3 separate regions of the Homo sapiens genome follow, and all the other regions are linked to region 1. A link is a contact called in ENCODE Hi-C or POLR2A ChIA-PET data. All regions are on one chromosome and are shown on one strand. Each heading gives the region's core, a stretch centred on a gene start or an enhancer-like site at or near the end of the contact. The rest is flanking DNA. Distances are from core to core; before and after follow the strand shown.

Region 1 (4,552 bases), core at 1,565-4,064:
GAGCAGTCATCGGGGAACCCCCAGCTTCCATTTCCCTAGAAATGAAAGAAGTCTCCTGCCTGGCAGAAGGGGCGTGACTTATGCCTGATTGGCAGCTCCCTGGATGAGGAGCAGGGAATCGCTGAAAGTCCACCTTGAGCTCCAGCCTCTTGTTTTTAGAACAGTGCCTCACCCTGTTGCTGTTGGATTGAGAACCTCGATTCCCTGTTCGTTGTTGGCTGGAGGAGGCATCCTCAGGTCCTAGCCATGTGACTTCTCCAATATGGCAGCTTGCTTCATGCAAGTGTGCTGTCCAAGAAGGCAACAGAGAGAGTCTGCTGGCAAGATGAGAATTACAATCCTATGGAATCTAAGACAGCATCCTGTCACCTGTGTCGCTTTCCATGGGTAGAAGCAGGTCATTGGCACTGTCCACACTCAAGAGGAAGGGATTACTCAAGGGTGTGGCTACCAGGAGGTGGGGATCATGGGTGGCTATCTTAGATGATTGAGTCTGGAGCCAGACCACTTGGGTTCAAGTCCTGGCTCTGTCACTTCTTGCCTGTGTGATCTTAGGTAAGTGATTGAACCTCTCTGTGCCATAGTTTCTTTATCTGAAAAATGAGGCAGATAATAGTATCTGCTTAACTGGGTTGCTGTGGGAATTAAATGAAAATGTAAAAGTGCTTAGAACAAGACCTGCACATAGGAAGCAGTAAGTAAGGGTTGGCTATCGCTCCCACCCCATCAGCTCCATAGGGCAGGTGTGCAATGCGACCCTCAGGGGCAGCCCAGTAGCAGGCAGGCCCCAGGCAGAGGCCAAGAGGAGGGGAACTGCAGCTGGCTTGTGTTTCCTGTTTATATTGAATTGTTTAACCCAATTTAAAGTCTGTCCTTGCCATGACTCCTCCTGCTCAGAGATATTACTCCCACAGCTTTAACCTTCCGGTTATCTTTTTTATCACAATCCAACAGCAATAAATTTGACCTCGTAAAGTGCCAGCCCAATAGTCAGTGGCTGTTTAATTAAGAGTTCTCATGGGCATGGAAACAAAGACATTGTTTGGTGTCTGCTTGATTCAAACAGGAGTGGTGAGGTGGTCAGGAGACAGAACCATGGACCTGACTCAGGGAGAAAAATCATGTTGAGTCTCTGAGTCTCTAGTTCATAAAATAGACTTTGTTTTTTACTTCCCGTTTGTTTTTTAAGGAAGTTGATTTGCAACAGCATTTTCTGAACTAGAGAGTTCAGGAAATGGGACAGTGAGGCAGCATGCCCAGTCATTCTCAGCTAACTCCCTTGCTGAGAAGAGTAAGATACTAAGTTCCCGTAAAATAAATCTGAATGACCCTCTGCCCATCTTCTTCCCCATTTTAGATACTAAGAAGATATTAGAACTGGTCAGGGTAAAACAACAGAGTCTTTCCGTGCTGGATTAAGTTTCCTGCGGCAGAAGTAACAAATGATCGCAAGCTGGGTGGTTTAAAACAACAGAAATTGTCCAAGGAATGTAGCCCAGTAGGTTTCAGCCTTACTTTACCCAGCCCCTCTTCAAGATGGAGTCGCTCTGGTTCAAACACCTCTGAGAACGGCATCAGCAGATTGAGTGTCTGGTGAGGGCCTGTCCTCATAGGTGGCACCTTCTCTGTGTCCTCACATGGTGGAAGAGATGGGCAGCTCCTCTTTTATGAGGTCATTAATCCCATTCACCACCTCCTAAAGATTTCTACATACGAATTTTGGAGAGGCACAAACATCCAGACTGTAGCATCTGGATATCCTGTACAGAACATAACTGTTTTCTTTCACTTTGCATATTTGTTTTATTTTTGTTTTTCGCTTGCATATGTTTTATGGTGATTTGTTAACTTACAGCTCTCTGTTTAATCTGCATGTATAATTGTCATGTATCCCAAGAAGGCTTTTGTTTACCTTTTTTTTTTTTTTTGAGATGGAGTTTCCCTCTTGTCACCCAGGCTGGAGTGCAGTGGCACGATCTCGGCTCACTGCAACCTCCGCCTCCCGGGTTCAAACAATTCTTCTGCCTCAGCCTCCTGAGTAGCTGGGATTACAGGCACCTGCCACCACGCCTGGCTAATTTTTTGTATTTTTAGTAGAGACGGGGTATCACCATGTTAACCAGGCTGGTCTCAAACTCCTGACCTCAGGTGATCCACCCACCTCGGCCTCCCAAAGTGCTGGGATTACAGGGGTGAGCCACCGCACCTAGCCATCATTATTTATTATCCATTAATTCAACAAATATTTCTTTGTACCAGCTACTTAGGATTATCTTATTAGGCACAAAGAAAGGGGTAGCAACTTGGAGAATTGCTTCCCAGGTGGTCAGTGGTGAGCAGCCGAGAAGGCTGAAGTGCATGGGAAGGATGCATTCCTGGGGCATGTTTCCCAGAGACACTCACAACCCCTCAGGAAAGAAATCTTCCTGTGGAAGCACAAGGTAATGAGTGGAGTCAGTTAGCTGGGTATTAAAAGAAAGCGACCCCTTTGAAAGCCAGATAACATAAGGTCACACAGAAGTGCAGGTAAGCACGTCCTTTCAATCTATCATAACTGCTCTGCTACAGCAGCTGTTCTCCACCTTGACTGCAAACTGGAATCACCTAGGAGCTTTAAAAAATGCTGATGCAAAAATCCCTCTGCAGAGAGCTGAAATTCATTGGTCATGGTAAGGCCTGGGCATCCACATTTCTAAAGCTCTCCTGGCGGCCACAGTGTGCAGCTACGGCTGAGACCCATGGTTGTGAGAGGAAGGAACAAAGGTGCCCTGGAGGCTAAACCAGTCTGGGGATGGGTGTGGGAGGTATGTTAGGGGAGGGGCAGGAGCCCCAAAAGGAAGTGAGATATTTTCAACAAGGCGAGGCAGCCAGAAAGAGCGAGGAGGAAGGGTGGAAGGGGGTGAGGATGGCTTACACTGTCTTCCCCTCAGGGAATCTTTCAAACCAACTGGACATATGTTTTCTGCTAGAATGTCTGATTGGTGGCCCACAGATGCTCTGCTGAAACCCCTTCTGGTCCCAGAATTCTTGGACATTTTCCCACAGGTGTTCTTCCCTTAGTCACTTCCTGGTGAAGTGGCATCCTTTGTCTGGGGAAATACCCAAGATTCATTGTCTTATGCTAAGGAAATTGAAGTCACAGACACAGGAAATCGAAGACATGGACACACAAAAACTGGGTTTAACAGTGGAAGTTCAATAGTTGAAAGAAAGAAGAGAGAGCTTCCTTGTGCAGAGGGAGGGGGTGCGAGTGGGTCCGAGTGGGTTTCCGGGTTTGGGGCAAGATACGGTTGGTTTTACAGATGAGCTTGAAGAGGCAGTGTTTGATTTATATAGGGCATAGTGGATTGGTTGGGCCAGCTGTGCCATTTACATAGCCCACAAAGAGGCTGGCCATCCCACCCTAATCTTTTATTCTGCAGATGGGGTCTCTACCTGGCCAGCACCATGACACCTGCACACATGACGACAAAGAGAAGGGAGGAGGAACCTCCATATTGGATGTACTTGGCTTCCAGGTATCCCTTTTCTATTGGCACAGCTGCCGCATTCACCTGTGCAAGCTTCCAGCTTGCTAATCTACGCTTGCAGCTTGATTTTTCAGGCTTGTATCCTAACCACTCATATTTTCCATTCTTTTGTTTCTCTGTACTGTGCCCTGGATAATAACTTCTTTTTTCTTTAAAAAAGTGTAACAAGATCTTAAAATTCAATTTCAAAAATAATTTTTTATTTTATTATTTATTTATTTATTTAGAGATGGAGTCTCGCTCTGTCACCCAGGCTGGAGTGCAGTGGCACGATCTTGGCTCATTGCAGCCTCCACCTCCTGGGTTCAAGTGATTCTCCTGTCTCAGCTTCCCAAATAGCTGGGATTACAGGTGTGCACCACCACGCCTGGCTAATTTTTGTATGTTTAGTAGAGACGGGGTTTCACCATGTTGTCCAGGCTGGTCTCGAACTCCTGACCTCAGGTGATCCACCTGCCTCAGCCTCCGAAAGTGCTGGGATTACAGATGTGAGCCACCACACCCGGCCAAATTTTATTTCTATATACATGCAGCAAACATTGAAAAAAGTTTCAAAAAAGCAATCACAGATCTACCCTCCCTATGATGGTTAATTTTATGTGTCAACCAGCTAGACTGATTAGGTAAAATGCGAGTCTTGATGTTGGTGTGAAGGTATTTTTAAAGATGAGATTAACATTTAAATCCATAGATTTTTGAGTAAAGCAGATTACCCTCCATAATGTGGGTGAGTTTCACTTCTATCACTTGAAGGAAGGCCTTAAGAGAAAAGAAGCCTGAGGTCCCTTGAGGAGGAGTTAATTCTGCCTCCAGACTGCTTTTGCTCAAGCTGAAACATCCACTCTTACCTGGGTCTCTAGCCTGTTGGTCTGCCCTGCAGTTTTTGAACTTGCCAGCCTCCACAGTTCCTTCAAATAAATCTCTATGTTCATTCTATTGGTTCTGTTTCTCTGGAGAACCCTAATACCCTTCCTTTTCTCTTTCTTTTCTTTTTTTTCTTTCCTTTCTTTCTTTCTTTTTTT
Region 2 (4,552 bases), core at 650-3,149, 230 kb after region 1:
GAGAACGTTCATTAGCGCTCTTGACAGGACGGCGACTGTGAGACGCCTGGTTACCTATTTTAGTAAATCGGGAACACTGGATGCAAGGCGGTTGGTTTTCGTTTTTAAGCAAGCTTAAATGTTGGTTACGCTACTTTTGGGGAAAGGGAAACGAAAGGTGAATCTCGAGTTCTAAGTTGCTTTCTAAGAAACCCCCAGGATTTAAGAGCGAAAACTCTCTGCGACAAAACACTGGATACGCGAGTCTTAAATACAGCTCTCCAAACAGCTGGTCTACAAAAGTGGACCCACGTCCCAACCCAGCGCACCCTGCGTTGTCCTCGCCCCTACCCACCGCACCCCGACGCCGACCACCTGTCCGCCGAGGGTCCGTCCGTCTGCCACGTCCCAGACCGTCTGCACCGCCTAACTGGTCTTTTTCTGCCTCTTGAGTTCCGGCAGCCTCCTTTGATAGGACCTGGCCGGCGGGAACAAGGGCGCCCGTGGCCTCTGGCGGAGGAGAAGGAAAAGAACCACCCCTCCGCCCCCGCCACTGCTCGAGCGCAGCCCCTAGTACTGGGAGCCGGCGTGCTCCGCTCCGGGGAGGTAGCGCTCGGGGATGGCCTCTCGCTGCACCCGGGGCGCGCCAACCACGGCAAGGCGCCCTAAGTTCTACATCGGCCCCGCGAAGCGCGCAACTCCAGGGACAAGGAGAGAGATGTGCTGGGTGAGAGCGAGCACTTTCTGCCTAAAGCCGCTGGAACCGACCCAGAACCCCAAACTGCCCCGAGGCGCCATCGAACATCCGCTCTGGTCACTTTAACGTCCCAGGGGTGGGGGCGGGGAAGGGGGTGCCCGACAGTCCCTTCCTCTGGACTGGAAGGTTCGAAATGCTTTCCTTGCTCGGCCTCGCTCTCCCAGACGCAGGGAGCAGGGGCGCGGAGAAGCTGAGCGAAGGGAGGCCGGGCCGAGGTCGCGCCCCAGGCCCAGGCCCGCCCTCACTTGGAGAATTGCGCCTGCACGGCGGCCAGGCCCAGGCTGGCCGGGACCAGGTGCGGGAACTTGCACACGGCGCAGGTGCAGAGGCCGGGGCCGCCTGCGCCGCCGCCGGGGAGAGCGAACTGGCCGCACGGCGGCTCGTCCAGCGCCAGCGACAGGTACTTGGCGGGGCGCAGCGCGTCGGGGGGTCCTACGGCGCCGGGCGCCAGCAGCACGGAGCCGGGCGCGGCGGCGAGCAGGGGCAGCCCGGCCAGCAGCAGGCGCGGCGCGGCGGGCCCGGCGCCCTCGCCCAGCGCGCGGCGCAGCTCCTGCAGCGAGCTGCCCAGCAGTAGGATGTAGTTGCGGGCGAGCAGCAGCGTGGCTATCTTGGAGAGCTTGCGGCCGGGCGCGCCCTGGCAGTGCGCCGCTGAGTAGGGCAGGATGACCTCGCGCAGGGCGTCCATGGCCAGGTTCAGGTCCTGCATGCGCTTCCGCTCGCGGCTGTTGATCTTGCGCCGCAGCTGCTGCTGCTGCTCCTCCTTGGCGTCCGGCCGGGCGCTGCCGCCCGGGTGCGCGCCTGACCCGGGCCCGGGGCCTGGAGGCTCGGCCGGCGCCTCCGGCTTCTCGCGCGCAGCCTTGGGGAGGAGGGGGGCCGTCGTGGAGGAGGAGGAAGTGGAGGAGGTGGAGGAGGTGGAGGAGGAGGAGGAGGAGGGCGGCTGCCTGTAGCCCACCAGCTCGTAGAGGGAGGCCCCGAGCTGCAAGTCTCCGGGCCGCTGTGGCCGCAGCATGGTCCCGGGGACCGCGTTCACGCGCGCCTGGGAAACCGCATAGTACATCTGGGAGGCGGTGGGGGCGGCCGAGGACGCCCTTCAGGAACGCCCTGGGGTGGGCCGGTCGGCAGGCCGCCCCTCCCCGCGGACCTGCGCGCGGGGAAACGATGGTGGGGCCCTGGCCCGCGCCCTACCCCTTTAAACCCGGCTTGGGAACCTGCGGGGCAGCGGGTGGCGGGGCGCAGCCAATGGAGGCGCGAGGCCGGGCGCAGCCGCGTGTTCATTGGCTGCTTGTGCCGGGGCCGCGCGGAGGTGCGGCTGGCACCGCTTTAGGAGGTTATTGTGAGCGCCTGTGCCAGCCGCGCGGGACAGGCCCCCTGAGCGGAGTAAGGGCGCCTTTTCAAGGCAAGCGGGGCTGTTGAAGGAGGACTGGTCGCACTGGTCAGGCTGCAACTCACGTGCCTTCCTCCAGCAACTGTCTACTCAAAAACAACCTCCCTCATATTTTTTTTTAACTGTGATCACATATTCATAACATAAAATTTACCGTCTTATGTTTAGAGTACTGTTCAGTAATGTTATATGCATTAGTGTGCACATTAAATTGATTTAAATTAAATTCACATTGTTGTGCAACCCATCTCCAGAACTCTTTTCAACTTGCAACCCTGAAGCTCCACCCATTAAACAACTCCCCACTCCCCCCGACCCAAGTTCCTGGAATTCACTCTTCTGTTCTGTCTCTATGAATTTGTTCTACTCTAGGTCCCTCATATAAGTAGAATCATACAGCACTTGTCTTTTAGTGACTGGCTTCTTTCACTTAGCATATTGTCGTCAAGGTTTATCCATGTTGTAGCATGTATCAAAGTTTCTTCCTTTTCAAGGCTGAATAATATTCCAGTATATGGATATACCACATTTGGTTTATCCATTCATTCGTTGATGGACATTTGGGGTGCTTTTGGTTGTTGCGAATTATGCTGCTATGAACATGAGTGTATCATGTTTTTTTTTTCTTAAAATACATAATTTCCTGCCAGGTTCAGGTCGCTAAATTTCTGGACTAAATGACAAGTAGCATTAGGATATTTCCTCCCTGCTGCTCCCAACCTCCTTCCCCATCCCTCTGATTGAAAGGTCTTTAGGGACAAAGGAGCCTTTGGGTCGGGTTTCTATCCTCCCCGAAAGGGATGGTCTATCAGCAACTTGACATTTGCTTAAGCAAAAGTCACTCAGAAATTGGCCTCTTATTAGAAACAAAACAAAACACCCACATAGTCCTATCGGTTGAGGGTGGGAATGAATCATTTTATTTGCCAAATAGAATAGCATTACTTGGTGTCTATGGACATTTTCTGCCCCCAGCACCAGTGCATGCTACTATAACTTGTCAATGTCCTGGGGAAGAGGGCATCTTGGTGGCTGTGCTTGCTGGTTTCAGGGCTGCTTTGTTCTGGTTTTCTTCCACCAATATTTGCCACATGGGTTCACTCTGATCTTTGCTTCTGACCCCCAGCTCTGCCTGTAGCATCCTGCCTATGCCTCAGGTTCAGCTCCAACCTTGCTTTCTTCTGGAAGCCTTGGTGATTTCTCCTCTTCCTCCTTTCATGACTCTTGGCAAACCATTGATAGGATTTCTTCATAGCCTATTGTGTTATGTAGATACCATCTCTGCATTTGGCTATGATTGTTTTACGGTAGGGACCACCTGCTCATTTCTCCATCTTCCTGAAGCCTAGCACAGTGCTTGGCACTTACTGTGTGTCCTGGAGGTCTCTAAAGATGGTCTGAAATCTCCCTTAGCTCAGAGGCTCATCCCTTAAATGCACAAACTCCTGGCAATGCTCTAACCCAAGCATTTTCCTAAAGGTTTTATAGAGAGGGAAGGAACCTGGTAAGATCTCCTGCCTCTCAGAGGGGCCTGGCCTGACATGGACGTGGTGCTGGGGGCCCCACTTTGGGAGAGAGAGGGAAGCCTTGGTAGGAAGGAGCTGAGTGCTTAAGCAGAACCATACTAAGCAGGAAGGAGAGAGAGAGACCAAGGGAAGGGTCTTGAATGTTTCAAGCAATTAAGTTTAACACCTCACTAATCATTTCGCCTTCTGTTGAAGCAGCTTGCTTTCAAGTCATTTTTACAGACACTTTCACGTTTGGTTCTCATGGGGCCCCTGTGAGCTGGGCATTTTTGATCCCTTGATGTCCATGATATAACTGAGGCTCCCAGAAGGCAGTAGATTGCTCTGTGCCTTCAGACAGGACAGGCAGAGCGGCCCCACCAAGGACTGGCTTCCTGAATTCCCTCCAGCAGAACCAGGCTTCCAGGAAGCCCAGGAGGGGGCCATGATGGGGCGGGTTGGGGATTGGGTGTAAGGATGGAGGGGCCAGCCTAGACTGTGCCAATATTGATGAGTTGGTGGGTTCCAGCCATGTTCCCCAAGAGAGTGTCCCCAGAATCCTGCCACCATAAACCCTGCTCCAGCCTCTTCGGCAATGCCCACCCTCACTGTCAGGACCCTCTGTCCTGTAGCTGAGGTGCCAGATTGGGGCAGGCCCTGGTGACATCCCCCTCCGGCTTCCTCCCCTGCACACAGCCTAGGTGGGGCCCGTAGGGTCTTACCCTGCCAGCAGAAAGAGGAAGTGAATGGGGAAGATAAAATCTAAAGCCTTGGCCTGTTGCCTAACTTGTACGCTCCCCATTTCCCACCCACAGGAAGGGGCACCCAGGAGTCAAACAGATGGAAACACACACATGCTGCCTTTCCCCTCTAGAAGCACCCCTCTTTCCTGTGGGTGTCCCTGAGGGTTTTCTTTAGACCTAAGTC
Region 3 (4,552 bases), core at 1,782-4,281, 140 kb before region 1:
TTTTGAGATAGGGTCTCGCTCTGCCTCCCACGCTGGAGTGCAGTGGCATCATTTCGGCTCATGGTAACCTCCGCCTCCCAGGCTAAAGCATCCTCCCACTTTAGCCTCTCAAGTAGCTGGGACTACAGGTGCATGTCATCATGCCTGGATAATTTTTGCATTTTTCATAGAGACAGGGTTTCACCATGTTGCCCAGGTGGGTCTAGAACTCCTGGCCTCAAGTGATCCACCCACCTCAGCCTCCCAAAGTGCTGGGATTATAGGCGTGGGCCACTGCACTAGGCCCTGGCCTTCTTTATAACCTTTGGAGGATCAAGTGACATCCATAGGAAGTGTTTGCTGAGTTCCCATGAGGCCTCAGTAGCTCTAGCAGGTGTTATTTAAGAAAAAACAAGTTTAGATTGAGTAATTTTAGAAAGCTGAAACTCTGCAGAAAATAGGCTACAATAAAGAAAACACTTCACATAGACTTTAAAAAACATGCACTATACAATCTTTTATTTCCAGTTTAAAAACAAAATCTTAAATTACTAGGAGTATATTTACAAGATTAATTACATTTTAAGCCAGCACACCATGGATGTACATGAAGGGCCACTCGGTGTCCCTCGCTGGGACAGGTTGTGTGACCTGCCCAAGGGGCTCCGGCTCATTTGCCAAAGTCAAGACGACGACCAGGTCTTCTGACTGCTCAGCCCAACCAATAATGAAAAAAGTATCAGAGATGTGTCATATCCATTTTGCTAACAAGCAATTACATGCCTTTTTAGTGTTTAAGAGAAGCCTTAATTTTCCTGGGATATCTCCGTAAAATCATTCTGGAATTTGATTTTGAAAATTCTTTAAGAAAAAAAAAAAAAGCTTGTCACCCCCATGAGACCTGCTGTCTCTCATGTCTGCAGGGACAGGCCTTTTAGAGGCAGCAAAAGGGAATACTGGTCTCTGGAAAGTCCAGACAGAACTCTAGCAGCTCCGATGGCTTGATCTCTTCCAGGGAGCCAGTGGGCTAGGCCCATGCTTTGGTTCAAAGCGTTTGGAGAACATCTTCTTGCTCCTTTTCCGGAAACGAGATAATGGACACAGAGTCCCAGACGTCATCCTTTGGTGAGCTGTCCTTGTCCAAGGCCTCTAAGATGGGCTGAGTTGGGTCTTTTAAATACTTGAGGAGGTTGGAAAGCAAAATTGTAATTAGTTTACCAGTTCAGTATACCAGACCTTTTAACTTTAGTTTTTGTTTTTATTTTATTTTTATTTTTATTTTTTTTTTGAGATGGAGTCTTACTCTTGCCTAGGCTGGAGTATAGTGGTGTGATCTCAGCTCACTGCAACCTCTGCTTCCCAGGTTCAAGCGATTCTCCTGCCTCAATCCTCCAAGTAGCTGGGACTACAGGTGCCCACCACCTTGCCTGGCTAATTTTGTATTTTTAGTAGAGACAGGGTTTCACTATGTTGGCCACGCTGGTCTCAAACTCCTGATCGCAAATGATCCACCCACCTTGGCCTCCCAAAGTGCTGGGATTATAGGCGTGAGCCACTACGCCTGGCCTACTTTAGTTTTAATTGGTATAGTTATTTTATTCAGATATAAGTTGATTCTGTCCACCAATGACATAACTTATTTTTCTTTTTATTCAACAATGAAACAATTTTTTTTTTTTGAGACGGAGTTTCACGTTGTTGCCCAGGCTGGAGTGCAATGACACGATCTCATCTCACTGCAACCTCTGCCTCAGCCTCCCAAGTAGCTGGGATTACAGGCATGCACCACCACACCCTGCTAATTTTGTATTTTAAGTAGAGACGGGGTTTCCCATGTTGGTCAGGCTGTCTCGAACTCCTGACCTCAGGTGATCCGCCCGCCTCGGCCTCCCAAAGTGCTGGGATTGCAGGTGTGAGCCACTGCACCCGGCAACAATTTTTTATTGTTGTTGAGTCAGTCTCTTTTTCGCCCAGGCTGGAGTGCAGTGGCGCGATCTCGGCTCACTGCAACTTCCGCCTCCTGGGTTCAAGCAATTCTCCTGCCTCAGCTTCCCAACCAAGTAGCTAGGATTGCAGGCGTGCACCACCACGGCTGGCTAATTTTTTTTTTTTTTTTTTTTTTTTTGAGACGGAGTCTTGCTCTGTTGCCAGGCTGGAGTGCAGTGGCGTGGATCTCAGCTCACTGCAGCCTCCGCCTCCTGGGTTCAAGTGATTCTCCTGCCTCAGCCTCCCAAGTAGCTGGGACTACAGGCGCATGCCACCATGCCTGGGTAATTTTTGTATTTTTAGTAGAGACAGGGTTTCACCCTGTTGGCCAGGATGGTCTCGATCTCCTGACTTCATGATCCACCCACCTCGGCCTCTCAAAGTGCTGGGATTACAGGCATGAGCCACCTCACCCAGCCAACAACTTCTAATAGTTGAATACTCCTTACCCCTCATCTCAGTAATCACTTTAATACTCATCCCAGGGCTGACCATGTTAATATGCTGAGAGTTTAAAAGGGCAAAACTCAGGAAAAGCAAGTTTTGTTTTTTTCTTCTGATTTTCTGATTGGAAGAAAAGCAAGTTCTTCCTTGCAACCCTCAGTGTAGGCCTGTGGGTTATTAATCTTAAGACGTCTCTAAAATTGTAACCTTTCAGTGAAGGAGGGACTGGGGGCTCTTGTTCAGCTGTGATGGGGAAAAAGAGGGCAAGTTCACAAGCATTGGTCTCAGGCACTCCTCCACCCCTCCCCTTGCACCAGCGCACAGCAAGCAGAGAATCTGGGAGCGAGGGCCTTAGGCCTTAACATATAAAGGGGTGTTTCCCAGCGATTAATTTCCCTTTTGCTCCCGCAGGCTTTAGGCTTAGCCATAGATTCACCAAGTTACCAAGAATCTAGTGTCTAGCTCTTGGAAATGCTGAAAGATACTGGAAGACAATAAGCTTGTAGCTGACTGACTGAAAGAGGAACAAAACCAAAACATGTACCCTTGTGAAACCCCAGAATTATAAGTGAAACATGATTCACTGTTCCCATGTAACTCAGAGACCTTTGGCGGATGTTCTTTATGCTTTCCTAGAAAAGTGAACTGACAGGCCTGTGTTTTCTGTTCATGTCTCAGAGGAATGACTCATAGTATATTCATGTACTGGGGCTCAGCTGGTAGTTCTACCAGGAGAGAGAGAGATTATTACTGCAAGTAAGATTCTGAGACCTGTTAGGAGCTGTGATTTTGTGACAATATTAACCAGGGAGGTTCTAGTAGGGAATCTGTATACTGCCTGTGTACCTACAATACATCATGGCAGATGAAGGAACAAGTGACTAGGGTTCTTTCTGAAAGTGCTGCTATGTTTCTGCAGACTTGGACCTTATCTAACCTCTGTTCATCCCACATGTAACTGAGTAACATTCTGCTTCCAACACCTTTACTCTAGGTTTACCCAAGAATAATGTGAAGCCTCCAGAAGCAAATGCTTTTTATTTATTTTATTTTTTTGAGATGGAGTCTTGCTCTGCCACCCAAGCTAAAGTGCTATGGTGCGATATTGGCTTACTGTAACTTCCACCTCCTGGGTTCAAGCAATTCTCCTGCCTCAGCCTCTCATGTAGCTGGGATTACAGGCGCCCACCACCACGCCCGGCTAATTTTTGTATTTTTGGTAGAGACAGGGTTTCACCATGTTGGCCAGGCTGGTCTCGAACTCCTGACCTCAGGTGATCTGCCCACCCTGGCCTCCCCAAGTCCTGGGATTACAGGTGTGGGTCACTGCGCCCGGCTGCAAATGCTTTTTAAATGTTCTTCTCTCAGCTCGCCTCTGATCCCCAAAATGTCCTGACCGTGTCCTCAGAAGGCCCAATGGCCTCACAGAGCCTCAGGGGGCTGGGGTTATGCAGGAAAATAAGACTTTCCACAAGACCCACGCTACTGTTCTTTCTCAAGTCCTTTCAAATATTAGCAATACCCACTGGGCAATGGGTACACGGGGCCTGGCACTCACAGCTCTGGGTGTTGACTCTGCCTTAGGGCCCTCCTAAGCACCCTGTGGGCCCCAAAGCTCAAGCTCCTGATCACTGTCTCCACCGCCTTCACGTCCTCCAGCCAGGCCACTTCCCTGGAGCATTCTCCAGACAGCAGAGGAGACCTGCTGCCTCGGAGAGGGGTCTACTGCAGCCAATCTCCAGGCCAGGCCACCTTTTTAGCCAACCCCATGCCATTAAAAAAAAAAAATTAAATTGTGGTAAAATACACATAACATAAAATGTACCATCATAACTCTTTTTAGGTGTACAGTTCGGTAGTGCCAAGCACATTCACATTGTGCAATCATGACCACCATCCATCTCCAGAACTCTGTACAGCCCCAGAACTGAAACTCTGGCCCCATTCAACACGAACTTCCCACTTCCCTCCCTCCACCACCGCAACCACCATTCTACTTCCTGTCTTTATGGATTTGATGACTCTGGGGACCTCATTTAAGTGGAAGCAGACAGTATCCTTTTGTGACTGCCCTACTCTACTCAGCATAATGTCCTCAAGGTCCATGTGTGTGGTAGGATGTGTCACAATCCCCTTCCTTTCT

Evidence for each region. A loop is a pair of places that touch in the nucleus more often than their neighbours do. ChIA-PET counts read pairs that join two places held with the same protein, here RNA polymerase II (POLR2A). Pooled maps may share reads with other maps.
Region 2: a loop to region 1 is called in a map with no recorded cell type, with 2.8 times the contacts of the local background. The contact joins the promoter of OLIG1 here to the enhancer-like site in region 1. A Hi-C loop is called at or near these places in 6 of 37 single-sample maps with no recorded cell type and 4 of 50 pooled maps.
Region 3: a pooled map shows a loop between it and region 1 (2.1-fold over the local background). The contact joins two enhancer-like sites. A Hi-C loop is called at or near these places in 3 of 37 single-sample maps with no recorded cell type and 7 of 50 pooled maps. POLR2A ChIA-PET finds 5 or more read pairs at or near these places in 3 of 52 experiments (MCF 10A, OCI-LY7 and activated CD4-positive, alpha-beta T cell).

The regions. Positions count from the first base shown.
Region 1 is chr21:33,297,818-33,302,369 of GRCh38, reverse strand. It overlaps a transcript of IL10RB not described here. Among named protein-coding and RNA genes, the nearest start is that of IFNAR1, 25 kb to the left of the region's middle. RefSeq lists an enhancer at 896-945. Within about 2 kb of position 2,814, at least 11 of the 41 ENCODE cell types and tissues checked have a DNase peak (open chromatin) inside an H3K27ac peak, as active enhancers do; they include OCI-LY7, where a contact is called at or near this core.
Region 2 is chr21:33,067,488-33,072,039 of GRCh38, reverse strand. OLIG1 (oligodendrocyte transcription factor 1) reads right to left here and starts at 1,899. Exons shown (of 1, transcript NM_138983.3): 1 at 1-1,899. The coding sequence starts at 1,793. The coding sequence ends at 978.
Region 3 is chr21:33,433,435-33,437,986 of GRCh38, reverse strand. IFNGR2 (interferon gamma receptor 2) reads right to left here. Exons shown (of 7, transcript NM_005534.4): 7 at 471-1,159. The coding sequence ends at 1,025. It also overlaps a transcript of TMEM50B not described here. Among named protein-coding and RNA genes, the nearest start is that of IFNGR2, 32 kb to the right of the region's middle. Within about 2 kb of position 3,031, at least 11 of the 41 ENCODE cell types and tissues checked have a DNase peak (open chromatin) inside an H3K27ac peak, as active enhancers do; they include OCI-LY7, where a contact is called at or near this core.